Linked DNA regions of Homo sapiens: region 2 is linked to region 1. Evidence: chromatin contacts called from ENCODE Hi-C data. All regions are on one chromosome and are shown on one strand. Each heading gives the region's core, a stretch centred on a gene start or an enhancer-like site at or near the end of the contact. The rest is flanking DNA. Distances are from core to core; before and after follow the strand shown. Region 1 holds the start of PIN1-DT (PIN1 divergent transcript). Region 2 holds the start of SLC25A42 (solute carrier family 25 member 42).

Region 1 (6,889 bases), core at 1,685-4,184:
AACATTTTTAAAAGGGCTAAGCACGGTGGCTCTCACCTGTAATCCCAGCACTTTGGGAGGCCAAGGTGGGGTGGATCACCTGAGGTCAGGAGTTCAAGACCAGCCTGGCCAACACAGTGAAACCCCATCTCTACTAAAAATATAAAAAATTAGCCCGGCATGGTGGCAGGCACCTGTAATCCCAGCTACTGGGGAGGCTGAAGCAGGAGAATCGCTTGAACCCGGGAGATGGAGGTTGCAGTGAGCTGAGATTGTGCCACTGCACTCCAGCCTGGGCAACAAGAGCAAAACTCCGTCACAAACAAACAAACAAACCAACATTAGCCGGGCGTTGTGGTGTATGTCTGTAATCCCAGCTACTCGGGAGGCTGAGGCAGGAGAATTGCTTGAATCTGGAAGGTGGAGGCTACAGTGAGCCAAGATCATGCCACTGCACTCCAGCCTGAGCGATAGAGTGAGACTCTTGTCTCAAAACAAAAACAAAAACAACAGGCTGGCTGGGCGCAGTGGCTCAGGCCTGTAATCCCAGCACTTTGGGAGGCTGAGGCAGGTGGATCACCTGAGGTTAGGAGCTCGAGACCAGCCTGGCCAACATGGTGAAACCTCGTCTCTACTAAAAATACAAAAATTAGCCAGACGTGGTGGCAGGCACCTGTAATCCCAGCTACTCGGGAGGCTGAGGCAGGAGAATCACTTGAACCCGGGAGGCAGAGGTTGCAGTGCGCCAAGATCATGCCACTGCACTCCAGCCTGGGTGACAGAGTGAGATTCTGTCTCAAAACAAACAAACAAACAATAAAAAATAAAAAATAAAAAATTAGCCATGGGTGGGTGGTACACGCCTGTGGTCTCAGCTACTTGAAAGGCTGAGGTGGGAGGATTGCTTAAGCCTGGGAGGCAGAGGCTGCACTGCAGCCTGAGCCACACAGTGAGACCATCTCCAAAAATAATAATAAGAAAGCACTAAATAAGCTCACACATCTACAAAATGCCTAGGACAGAAACTGGCACACATTAAGAGTGGGATAGCCTTTATTATCTCTATTGTATAGATGGCAAAACGGAGACCTCACCTTTTGCATCTCTGGGAATGGCAGCAGTGGGTAACGCTTCCTGAGTGTTTACTCTGTTCCAGGCACACACAGGGGAAGGCAGGAACTGTACTCAGGTACTTCACACCCGAAAGCTCTGCTCTTAGCTACTACACCGTGCATGGTGTTGCAGAGCTAGGAACCAGCATTACTGGTGGCCCGATGTTACCCAGGGAGTGAGGGGTATGAAGGAGTGAAGACTGTGAACAAGAAACTGGAAGTAAAGACCCTACTGGGTGCCACTCCAAAGGCTGACAGTTCGCCTGGGTGACATGGAGTGTCACCCATAAAGGAAGCCATCAGGGTTGAACTGAGCAGAAACAGCAGAAATGGGCCCAGAGCTGGGCAGAGCATCCGGTTTATGCTGGAGGTCCCAGCCACAGGCCAGGGCTAGAGCAGGGTGGGCGAGAGCGCGGGTTCCAGGTGCAAATGCAGCTGAGCTACTGACTCACTCTAAAACCTTGGCAATGGGCTCTAATCTCCCTGCACCTCAGTTTTCTCATCTGAAAAATGGGGAATAGAGAATAAGGAGATCAAACCTCATGGGGTTAATGAGGAGAGTCCATGTATCCAAACAGTTCACCAGAACCTGGCACTCAACCAAGGAGAATTATTATTGCAAATGCGATTGCTATGGGCTCTAGAGGCAGCAGAGTGACTCGGGACCTGCCCACAGATGCTGGGCCTGCTCCTCAGGAGTTTGCAGTGACACGGGGAGGGGGATTTGTAGGCAAACTGCCTAGGTCCTAATCCAACCCCCGGCCCCTGAAATGAATGATCTTGGACGAGTTCCTTCAGTTTTCTGACCTCAGTTTCCTTGCTGGTAAGGTGGAAGTAATAACTACCTGGCTCCCAGAGTTGCGGCAATTCAGAGAGAACTTAAAGCGCTTGACACAGAGAAAAACATGCCCTGTTACTGGCAATATTATCATTGTGGCTAACCCTTAAATCGGGCCTAAGCACAGGGGCCATCGTCTGGCAGAATGTCACGGGCGATGTCGCAGACTCAGCATTAGGTGTACACAGTAGGGGTGTTAGCAGGGGTAGGTTGTGGACCCGAGGCCGGGCAACACCCTACGCCCTTTGCAGGGTACTGGGGTGTCTCCCTCCCAGGGGTGCCCCCGGGCCCAGCAAGGTGCAGAGACGTCCCCCGGGGTGTCAGGTGCATTAGGCCGAGAGGTATCAGCCGGGCCGGCAGGGCCAGGGCCATCGCCCCGGACTCCCCGGACCCTCACCCGCCCAGCCCCCTGCCTCAGCTTCCTCAGGCTTCCCGGCGGCTCCTGAGGCTCGCAGTCCCCACAACAGGGCGGGCCGGGGCCGTTACCCCGGGGACGACGCGGAAGAGCCAGGACCCCATGGGAGGGAGGCAGCGCTGCCGCCGCGCCCAAGGGGCGAGCTCGAGCCCTGCTTACGCGGGCCCGCGCAGTCCCGCCCCAGCCCCGACCCCCGCGGCACCTGAGCTGCGGCTCATGCGCTTCTCCCAGCCGGGCGGCAGCTTCTCCTCGTCCGCCATCTTCCCTCCTGCCGCAGCGCCTGCTCCGCCTCAGCTGCGCCGCCTGTCGCCCGCGCCCGCCCGCCGCCGCTGCCTATTGGCTAGACGCGCTCTGCAACGGGGCCTGGCGGCGACGCCCATTGGGCTCCCTAACGGTCCGGATTGGCTTTCTGGCCTTCTATTGGGTAGAAGAAAGGCTGGGCGGACCCTCCCACGTTATCCCTGCGCCCCGCCCCCGGCCAGCCTCAGCCTGGCCCCGCCCACTCGCTCTCCTCGGCTCCTGAGTGGTCCGAAGCGACGCGGGCCCGCCCTTCTCAACGCCCTTTAGCGAGCGCCAAAAAACTCCCGACCCCTTCTTGGCGCGCGTCGCCGCAGAGCCCACCCAGGCGGGATAGAGCTTATGGATTGGCTAATGCCGCAGCAACTCCCGCCTGCCTGAGCTGTTCCCGGAGGTCCGCAAGCCCCCAGCCCTCCCATGCGGAAGAGTCTGGCTGGTGCAGAGGTAACGGCGGTCCAGGAGGTACTTGGGCGGGGCGGTGCTGCCTCTGCTGTTGCCATAGCAATGCAGTTGCCTTGGAGATGAGCACCTAAGTACCCGATGCTTAAATTTGGCTCCTCCATCCTCCCTCTTCCCACCTGTTTCCCACAGATGTCCAAAGCTAACCCAGCCTCTTTTATTTTTTGCAGGGCTCAACTTTTCCCTAGGCTCTGGACCCAAAGGCCTTCCACGTCCTTTGGAACCTGCTTACTTCCTTTATTCCCTCGCAGTCTGGCTCCTTCCTCCATCCTGGGTGACCAGTGGGTGCCGACATTGACATTCATATAAGAACACGGAGGAGGTGCAGGTGGGAGGAGATGGGCTCAGTTTTAGCCAACTTAAAATAGAGTCTGCAGAGCCCGTGGGACACAGGGGAGGTATTTGGGGACCCAGAGTTGGGGAACTGTGGGTAGATATGGGAGTTGAAGACACTGACAGCAAAGGGTGCAACTACAGTTCACCTAGCATAGAACCCTATGTGACCGTTAAAAAGAATGAGGCTCAGTGAAGTGAACTCATAGGGAAACCTGCCCACAACAAATTAGACGCAGGATGCAGTAGAAGGCTAAGAGAAGTCTGGAGCCAGACTTGGGTTTAAAGCCTGGGACTGACACTTGCTATGCGACCTTGAACTGATTACTTAACGTTACTCTGTACTTCGGTTTCCCAATCTGCAAAGCGGGGATAAGCAATTACATCCTTCTGTTTGATGTGAACATTAAATAAATTAATCCACATAAAGCACTCAAGCCAGGCTCGGTGGCTCACACCTGTAATCCCAGCACTTTGGAAGGCCGAGGTGGGTGGATAACCTGAAGTCAGGAGTTCGAGACCAGCCTGGCCAACATGGTGAAACCCTGTCTTTACTAAAAATACAAAAATTAGCCAGGCGTGATAGTGGGCACCTTTAATTCCAGCTACTCGGGTGGTTGAGACAGGAGAATTACTTGAACCTGGAAGGCGGAGGTTGCAGTGAGCCGAGATCGCACCACTGCACTCCAGCGTAGGTGACAGAGCGAGACTCCATCTCAAAAAACAAAAAAAGTTTAAGTTTTAATAGAACATTTTTTACAAGTATTAGCATAATATTAAAAAGATACTTTTTATAAAGATAATTTTAGACATGGGCAGTTACAAAAACAGTAGGGTTTTCATGTACCCTTCACCCAAACTTCCCTAATATTAGCGTCTTAAATAAACAATAGAACAGAATTCTCAACCAGTAGCGATTTTGTTTCCCAAGGGACATTTGGCAACATCTTGATACATTTTTGGTTGTTACAACACCTTCAGACATTTTGGAACAGGAGATACTACTGGCTACTGGCATTTAGTATTAGATGCCAAGGATGCTGCTAACATCCTTCAAGGCACAGCCCCCACCAAAAGAATTATCCAATCCAAGGGCTGAGTGTGGTGGCTCACACCTGTAATCCAGGGCTTTGGGAGCCCAAGGCAGGAGGATCGCTTGAGCCCAGAGTTGGGGACCAGCCTGGGCAACATGGCAAGACCCTATCTCTACAAAAATAATTCACTGGGTGTGGTGGCACGTGCCTGTAATCCCAGCTACTTGGGAGGCTGAGGTGGGAGGATCTCTTGAGTCTAGGAGTTAAGAGGCTGCAATTAGCCATAATCTTGCCACAGCACTCTAGCCTGGGTGACAGAGGGAGACTCTGTCTCAAAAAATAAATAAATAAATAAAAATAAAAGGCTGGGTGCGGTGGCTCACGCCTGTAATCCCACCACTTTGGGAGGCCAAGGTGGGTGGATCAAGAGGTCAGGAGTTCAAGACCAGCCTGGCCAAGATGGTGAAAACCCATCTCTACTAAAAATACGAAAATTAGGTGTGGTGGCGGGCGCATGTAATCCCAGCTACTCGGGAGGCTGAGGCGGAGAATTGCTTGAACCCCTGGAGTGGAGCTTTCAGTGAGCCAAGATCGTGCCACTGCACTCCAGCCTGTCTCAAAAAAAAAAAAAAAAAAAAAAAATCCAACCCAAAAAAGTCAACAATGCCAAAGCTTAGAAACCCTGCTATAATATAATTATCAACACTAAGAAACCAATATCAATATAATACTATTAACTAAACCACAAATTCCCCCCAATCCTGTTTTCCCACTAGTGTTTTTATGTTCCAGGATGGGTGCTCACTGTTCCTGGAGTGTCACTGTTTCTGGTCCCTCTAAGTGGATAGAGCAAGGAAATATACATATGTATACACACATCTATATGTATCAATATATCTGTTAAACGAAAACCATGAATTCAGACTGATGCCTCCAAATCCAGTCCTACAAGGTTCATTTTAAGCATTCCCATCTCCTGTTTTATTTGTAACTTCCTTCTCCACAGTGAGACACCCAGCTCTCATTATCTACAAGTTTACTTATTTGTTCAACCCTGTTTGTGTGTATTACATGGGCCCATGTGCCCACACCCACACACACAAAAGTAGTTTCAAAATTGCTAAATCATGGCTGGCCCAACGGCTCACACCTATAATCCCAGCACCTTGGGAGGCTGAGGCGGGCGGATCACTTGAGCTCAGGTGTTTGAGACCAGCCTGGCCAACATGGTGAAACCTTGTCTCTGCTGGAAATACAAAAAATTAGCCAGGTGTGGTGGCTCGTGCCTGTAGTCCCAGCTACTTGGGAGGCTGAGGCAGGAGAATCGCTTGAACCCGGGAGGCAGAGGTTGCAGTGAGCCGAGATTGCACCATTGCACTCTAGCCTGGGCAAAAAGAGCAAAACTCCATCTCAAAAAATAATAATAAAAAATAATAATTAAAAAAAAGCACAGAAAAGCAAACTATGGAATGTCATATAAATATTACGGGACATATAATTATCCCCGTATGATAAAAACTCTAGGTTATTCCAGAAAGTTTCTAGAGTCACTCAAATGTATTAATGCCCACCACTGGTGGGAGGAGTGGTATAAGAAATAAGAAATTCAGGGCCGGGCGCAGTGGCTGACACCTGTAATCCCAGCAATTTGGGAAGCTGAGGTGAACGGATCATGAAGTCAGGAAATCAAGACCATCATGGGTAACATGGTGAAACCCTGTCTCTACTAAAAAAAATTAGCTGGGTGTGGTGGCATGCACCTGTAATTCCAGCTACTCAGGAGGCTGAGGCAAAAAAATCACATGAACCCAGGAGGCGGGGTTTACAGTGAGCTGAGATCATGCCATTGCACTCCAGCCTGGGCAACAAGTGTGAAACTCCATCTCAAAAAAAAAATTTTTTTAATTTAAAAAATAAAACAGGACAGGAGCAAGGTTGACACAAAGAACTGTGGCCAGGGGAACAGAGGGACAGTTGGTCTCCTGTCTACTCACACCTAGAGGAAGAATACAGCAAATAACATTATGTGCCAGGCATCCTGCTATTCTAATTGCGTGGTCTCATTGAGATGTGGGTGCCACTGTAGTGCTCATTTTTAGAGGATGAAACTGAGGGTCGCAGAGGCTGAAATCCCACTGCTAAGGATCAATCAAAATTCAAATCTAGTCGGTCTGACTCTTGAGGCTGGGATCATGTAGCCACACTTATAGTGCCACACTGCCTCACTGTCTACTATCACGTTTTGTCTTGAAAAGAAGTGCTAGGGCCAGGCATGATGGCTTGTGCCTATAATCTCAGTACTTTGGGAGGCCAAGGCTGGAGGATCACCTGAGGTCAGGAGTTCAAGACTATTTTGGGCAACATAGGGGAGACCCTGTCTGTACAAAAAATTTCAAAATGCCAGACGCGGTGGCTCACGCCT
Region 2 (7,056 bases), core at 341-2,840, 9.2 Mb before region 1:
TGCAGGGAGCGGTGGGAGGGGGTAAGAAACGCTCCAGGAGCCTTACAGGAAATGGCACGTTATTGCTTTTCAACAACAAAGCCACTGTCCTCCTTCTATGCTGCATGCTTGCAAATCAGACTCAAGGGAACTAAAAAATTCCAGAAGAATCATTCCTAGCACCACCCAGGCTCGTTTTGCAGGTTAGCTTTAAACAGCTGAAACATTAGTTTGCCTCACTCTAAAGAGTGTTTCCTTACTCTTTATCGGCTTCAAGGGCCCAGGGAGTGTCGGAGAGGGGTCCCGGGTCTGCAAGAGCTGGGAGCCCCGGCCCCGGCAACCCCCTCTCCGGCATCCTGCAGGAGGCACCCAAGATGATGAGCCCCCCTCCTCCGGCAGCGTCTCCACCGCCAGCCTGCCCCAGGACTCCGAGACACACGCTTGGCAGAGGGGCCGTCCCTTCCAGCTAAGCCTTTCCGGACCCAGTCAAAGTCACGACTCCTGCCAATCCCTCTGAGATAAACATAACAGATGGGCCCAAACGCGGTGGGTCCACAGCAGAGGGTCAGCGATGCCCAGGGTAGAATAGGCTCTGCCTCTAGCATTCAAGTGGTTTAGGTCTGTGGCTGGTAAAATGGAGATGATTCCGGTTTGGTCTGACAGATGGGATTATTCTAAGGTCCGGAAATCACTTTATAGACTGTCAAGCACTGTTAGAAATGAACACTGGGGTAAGCTTTTGTTTGGGGAGGGGAGGGTGCAGCGATCCTGAGATACCAAGGCTTGGGGGACTATTGGAGGACCTGGGGGATTCGGGGGGATTATTACAGAGGGTGTGCGAACACAGGTGCACGTGGAAGAAAGCCCAAGGTGGGAGAGAGAAAAGGGGGAGACAGAGGTGTGGGGCTGCCAGGGCAGAGGGCAGGTGCCAGGGGGAAGGTCCCTGAGAAGAGAGACACAGGTTGCTGGGGGAGTGGGCACGAGAGTAGCGAGCAGATACCTGGATATGAGGAAAGGCAGTGGGGGACGGGACTAGGTCCAGGTGTGAGTTGCGAGGCCATGAGTTAGGAGTCACAGGCTCAGGTGTGGGTGTGGGGGTGTCATCGACAAGGACAGACTCAGGTGATGTGGGGGGTGTTCGTGAGTGGGGGCGGGTGTTCGTGAGTGGGGGCGCGGTGTCAGGTGTGTGAGGGGGATGTCAGACCCAGCTGTGCGGGGCGCCGGGGACAAGGCCCCAGGGGTGTGGGAGATGTCAGCAAGGACAGTCTAAAGTGTATGGGGGATGTCAACGAAAAGGGACGTGGTGTCAGGCGTGCGTGGACTGCGGGTGACGGGCTCAAACCTGGATGCAGTAGCCCCCAGGGGGCAGTAGACGTGGAGTGTGGGGTTGGGGGGGGTCTTTAACCTCTTCCTGCCCTCGCGACGCTACTGTCATGCCCCGCCTCATCCGCCCCTCGCCCCGGGATCCATGACAGGACCCGTGCCTCACCTCAGTTCAGCCCGACAGGCGCGGGCCGCTGACGCTTGGGCCCCCCCGGCGCCCCCCGCGCCCCCTCACCGGCCCGGACGCGTCGCCGCCGCCGCTACCTCCAGCCGCCACGGCCCCGCCTCGCGCACCCCCAGAGCGCGCCACGGGAGGGGTCCACGCCACGCCCCGATTGGCTGCTCCCTGGCCAGTCAGCGCTGGAAGCGACAGTGATTGGCGAGTATGAAGCAGATGGGCAGCCCCTAAAGCCAATCGCTGATTGGCAGAGGTGGGGCTATTGGGAGAGGCCTGGGGTGCCTGAGTGGTCCCTCAGGGTGCTAGGCGCTGGGAGGCGAGGGCCTGGAGGCAGGCGAGGATTGGAATCTTGGCAGAAAACAGGCAGAACTGTCGGCCAATCGCTGGGGGCCAGGGGCGGGGCTACGAAGAAACTGGCGCTACCGGTGGGGCAGAGGCGAGAGGAACGGAGGGCGTAGCTTGGGGGGAGACCGGGATTGGCCGCAAAGCCGAAGACTGGCAGGCCCCGCGGCCAGTCGCAGCGGCCGTGGGCGGTACGCCCCCAGGGGAGGGCTGGAGCGTTCAAGGTGCAGTCCGACCCGGAGCGCGGCAACCCGACGTGGCCTCGGACGCCTGGCGCAGGGTCCCCTGAGGCTCTCGTGTAGAGCCCGCCCTCTGGCCACCTAGCACAGAAGCGGATGTGAACTTGGACCATCAAGGCTGAAGGACTCCTGGATAATTCTCTATCCCCTTACTCCCCACTAATCCCCTGCAGACGACACGGAGAGGGCAGATTCGCTGGAGGTCACTCTGAACTGCCCTCTCCATCTCGAGGTGGTGTGAAGACATGGAAATAAGGGGCGGAATCCTACTGAAACGCGCTGCGTGGTTTTCTGAGTGTCTGACCTCTCTGCGTCCCAGCTTTCCCCGCCACGGTATCCAGTGACATCCCTGTTGGGCCTTCTCCCTGCCAAGTCTTTTTTTGAATTAACTGAATCTTAACCACAATCCCATGAGGTCAGAGAGACCACTGGCTCCTTTTACAGAAACCAGAGCACAGAGAGGTCAAGCTCCTTGCCCAAGGTTACACAGCATTCTCTGGTTGCTAAACCAGAGAATGAATCTAGAGCAGCCTGCTTTTTGGAAAGAGTGTGTCAGAGAAGAGCCACTGGGGGCCTCAGAGACCTGGGTTTGAATCCTTGTCCAATCACTGGCCCACCACACAACCTTGGGCAAAAGCCCTTGTGAGCCTCAGCTGTTTCATTTGGAAAAGAGGGGGGAAAATGATTCCTATGCCTTGATCTTTCCTCTCTGGGGTTGCTTCCCTGGGAAAATTTACAACTCAGCTCTCATTTTAATTATCTGGTGAAAGCATTTGACCCTGAGCAGGTCATGTGCGGCCTGTGAGCCTCAGCTCCTCTGTGAAGTGCAGAAAAATGCCGGCAGTTTAGGGAGACACCTGCCATCCCAGGCATGGCTGTGTCATCGGCACCTCCCCCGAAGCCACTCTGTTCTATGACTCACCCTTCATCTTCAGGATGGAGAGGGCTACAAATGTTTCCAGATACCAGCTCTTATTTCCTCTAGGTGCTGGCCAGGGTTGGTGGAGATCAAGTTCAGAACCAGGGAATCCTGGGAGGGAGCAAGGCTGAAACCAACCTTAGAAAGGGCTCACATTTCAGGGCTGCACAAGCCCCTGCTAAGTGTGTGATCCACAAGTTTCAAATGGGGAGGATGTGACGGGAAATCACTAGCCCAAGGCCATCATCAAACTCCTGATATTCTCACGATATGCCTACCTGGACCTCCTCTCCCATACCTCCCACCTGTGGTTTGCTTCCTGGCAACTTCCAGGATCTGGCCTCCATTCTGCCCTCCAGAGAAGAGGGGGAAGCTGAGGTCAGTTGAACATCAATTGGGTGCCAGGTCCCCACTGGGCTTTCTCCAATACCATCTCCCCACCTCACTTCCAGGTGGACGTGACAGTGCCCACTTAGCAGATAAGAAAACTGAGCCTATGGTGGAGAATATTCCTTGGTGGAAGGACCCAGGGCTGAGTTTGAATCCCTGCTCTTTTTAACGTAAGTAATGGCCAGTAACAGCCACAGGACCTTCAGCAAATAACACAAGCTCCCCACTTCAGTTTCCCGGCTGTCTCCTAGGGCTGATGTGAGCATTGATGAAATGGAAGCAAAACACTTACAATGGCTTCGTCCACAGTAAGCACTCATGGAAGGCTGGTGATGATATATTGTTCTTCTCTGGGCCTGTTTCCCTCTCTGTAAATAGCGCTTCATGGACACAGACCAACTATGGGCGTGGCTTGCCACACCAAGAGGGAGATATCTACGCCGAGGAGCGCCCACTCCCAGTGCCCACCTGCCAGGCCCTGGGAGGGGGAGGTAACAAAGCTCCTGGAAGGTCCCACAGTGCCTCCAGGGACAGAGCCAACTAAGGCAAAGGTCAGGCTCTGGCCCAGCCTGGGGCTGCCTCTCTAGCTTCTGCTCGTTCTTTAGCAGGCTGGCGCCAGCCAACCTCCCTACCGCCTTCCAGCAATGGCAGGCAAAGCACCTTGGCAATAGCAATGGACACCCCCACCATGGGCACTCATGTAAGCCCAGCTAGGGTGCCCAGGATCTCGGCTCTTCTGCTTTGGCTGGCCAGCCCTGGACAGGACACTGCCTCTTCGCCCTCCAGTCTCCTCTACCTCTTGGGGATCCCAGGAATCATCTGTGAGCCAGGCCCTGGCACAGCGTCCAGGCCTAATCACCTGAGGCCCAAAGGCCTTTTGCCCAAGGTCAGGTTAACAGCTTTGGAAAAAGATGAGGGGCCTGGAGGCAGGCCAAGCTGTGGTCTCATCCCACCGCAGCCCCTCAAATGCCCATGAGTCTATTTCCTATCTGGAAAATGAGGTTTAGTCCAGCCTCTGGGAGATGTATGTTCACAACAGAAAAAATCTGTGTTCCTTTCCCAGGAGCCCAAGCCCATCCCTGGCTGGAGGGAGACATCCTGAACACAGCAGTGACAACAACCAAGCCTGGCTGGGGTCAGAGTGGCCTCATTCACCTCCCAAGGCTCAGATAAGTCAGGCCACTTCACCAAGAGCCTACAGTAGCAGAGGCGTGGCCTGAACACACTCGCACCATCCTTGCAGCAGGCTCCACCTCAGCCCAGGTCTCGATGTCATCAAGGAGGACAGCAAAAGCTACTTAAGAGAAGGCCAGGGCCGGGTGCGGTGGCTCACGCCTGTAATCCTAGCACTTTGGGAGGCCGAGGCGGGCGGATCACGAGGTCAGGAGATCAAGACCATCCTGGCTAACAAGGTGAAACCCCATCTCTACTAAAAATACAAAAAAATTAGCCGGGGGTGGTGGCAGGCGCCTGTAATCCCAGCTACTCAGGAGGCTGAGGCAGGAGAATGGTGTGAACCTGGGAGGCAGAGCTTGCAGTGAGCCGAGATGGCGCCACTGCACTCCAGCCTGGGTGACAGAAAAGGGAAGGCGACGGGGATGGGGGCTGGGGGGAGTTATGTTCTGGACATCCCCTGAAGCGCGCCTTTCTAGGGGCTGTGGCCCTCCAGTGTGCCAGATCTAGCCTGAGTTCAGATGAGAAGGCCGAGGCTCACAGACGGGAGGTGATATGCCTGAAGTGGCCGAGGGGGGATGGAAAGCCAGGCCATAACCCCAGGGAAATGTGAGATCTTTGGTGAGGGGCCCCCACCCAACCTGAGGCTGTCCAAACATGCTAGCTGCATCTACTGAAGACACCCACTTCCTTGGGCTAAGGTGGGAGGGACAGATAAGGCAGAACCACCCCTTCCTGAAGAAGCCTGCAGCTTGGCCCAGGCCCAGGGGAGGACGCTGGGGCCACCTGGCAGGGACCTCGAGTGCTTGTCAGTTTATTCAGGTGAACACTCAAAAACACTGACGGGAAGCTGAAGGCACAGCAAGTGGGGACAGGGGCCTCCCTGCAGGGAGCCAGCCGATGGTGGGGGCAAGACAAACAGGAGAGTTCACAAATGAGGTGACCTCAGATGGGGCCCAGTGTCAGAGCCAGAGCACATGAGGTGATGAGATGGGGGTCTCTCCTGGAGAAGGCAACGTGAGCTGAAACCTCATGTGCTAGGAGGAGCCGGCCACGGGGAAGGCCAAGGGAAGGGCACTTCTAGGCAGAGGGCATGGCTTGTCACATGGGGGCTTGTGCAAAGGCCCTGGGGTGGGGGAATAGGGAGTGAGTACAGTGGAAAGACTGGGAAATGGGCAAGGCCTGGGCCATACTGGGTCTGCAGGGCATGAAGTGCATTTTTTTGTTTGTTTGTTTGTTTTTGAGACAAGCTCTTGATCCGTCACCCAGGCTGGAGTGCAGTGGTGCCATCCTAACTCACTGCAGCCTTGACTCCTGGGCTCAAGTGATCTTCCCGCCTTAGCCCAAGTTGCTGGGACCACAGACAGGTTTGGTTTTATGTAGAAGGCAAAGGGGAGCCATGGGCAGACTGAGAGCAAGGCTGGAGCAGGAATGACAGGGCCAGCACTGCAGGCCGTCCTCGAAATAGCTCAGGAGCACCTACCCCGCCACATGACAGATGAAGAAATGCTTGAGAACTGCCCAAGGTCACACTGGCCCAGAAGTTAAGTCAGGGCAGTCTGGGGCAGATTCGAGATCTTTCTCCCACATCCTGGGAGTCTCCAGGGAGGAGGGATAGGGCGGGGTGACTGGGTCAGAGGTTTGGGCCAGCCCTGCTGAGCTGAGAGCACCCTTTCCTGCTGGGGGCAGGGGAGACGGGGACACCACGGAGAGGTGCAGCCAGGGTGACGCTCCTCAGCTGTTTGCATCGGCTGGATTCCACGGAAGCTGGGGGCCTGCTGGGAAAGGAGTGTCCCTGAGGTCAAGGACTGAGCCCAGGCCATCCTGGGGCTCGGGGAGGCACATGACAAGCAGGGGCGAGGGTCCAAGAGGGGAGAGGCCTCCAAGGTGTGGGCAGGAAGGCTAGGGCACACACCAGTGGTCATGAGGCTGCCCGGACCCCCGTGAGGCCACAAGAGATGCACAAGCCACCTAGTGACCACGGTGTGACCTCTGAGTGTGACTTCAGAGCAGAAGAGCTGGGGTCTGCAGGGCCACAGCTGTCTGGGCACCCCCAGAATGCTTGGGGTGGGGTGGTCACTGAGGGCAACAACAATGATGTCTTTTTTTTTTTTTTTTGAGACAGAGTCTTGCTCTGTTGCCCAGGCTGGAGTGCAGTGGCGTGATCTCAGCTCCCTGCAACCTCTGCTGCCCGGGTTCAAGCACTTCTCCTGTCTCAGCCTCCCAGGTAACTGGTATTACAGGCATACGTCACCACACTGGGCTGATTTTTGTATTTTTTTAGTAGAGACGGGGTTTCACCATATTGGCAAGGCTGGTCTCGAACTCCTGACCTCAAGTGACCCACCCACCTCAGCCTCCCAAAGTGCTGGGATTACAGGCATGAGCCACCGTGCCCGCCGATGTCTATCTTATAGATGGGGAAATCGAGGCTCAGAGACAAGAGGTTGGGTACCTAGGACACCCAGCCTAAGACAACTGGACACCCTCCATGTGCTCAGCCTGGTCCAACA

The links. A loop is a pair of places that touch in the nucleus more often than their neighbours do. Pooled maps may share reads with other maps.
Region 2: a map of naive thymus-derived CD4-positive, alpha-beta T cell shows a loop between it and region 1 (18-fold over the local background). The contact joins the promoter of SLC25A42 here to the promoter of PIN1-DT in region 1. A Hi-C loop is called at or near these places in 2 of 168 maps with a recorded cell type or tissue (breast epithelium and naive thymus-derived CD4-positive, alpha-beta T cell) and 1 of 50 pooled maps.

The regions. Positions count from the first base shown.
Region 1 is chr19:9,831,060-9,837,948 of GRCh38, reverse strand. PIN1-DT (PIN1 divergent transcript) reads left to right here and starts at 2,934. Exons shown (of 2, transcript NR_183873.1): 1 at 2,934-3,085; 2 at 3,271-3,870. PIN1 (peptidylprolyl cis/trans isomerase, NIMA-interacting 1) reads right to left here and starts at 2,631. Exons shown (of 4, transcript NM_006221.4): 1 at 2,547-2,631. The coding sequence starts at 2,604. RefSeq lists silencers at 2,340-2,559, 2,590-2,929.
Region 2 is chr19:19,058,528-19,065,583 of GRCh38, reverse strand. SLC25A42 (solute carrier family 25 member 42) reads right to left here and starts at 1,590. Exons shown (of 8, transcript NM_178526.5): 1 at 1,469-1,590. It overlaps LOC124904655 (a long non-coding RNA gene), which reads left to right and starts at 2,059. Exons shown (of 3, transcript XR_007067160.1): 1 at 2,059-2,394; 2 at 3,433-3,540; 3 at 4,434-4,758. RefSeq lists silencers at 1,419-1,688, 1,949-2,118.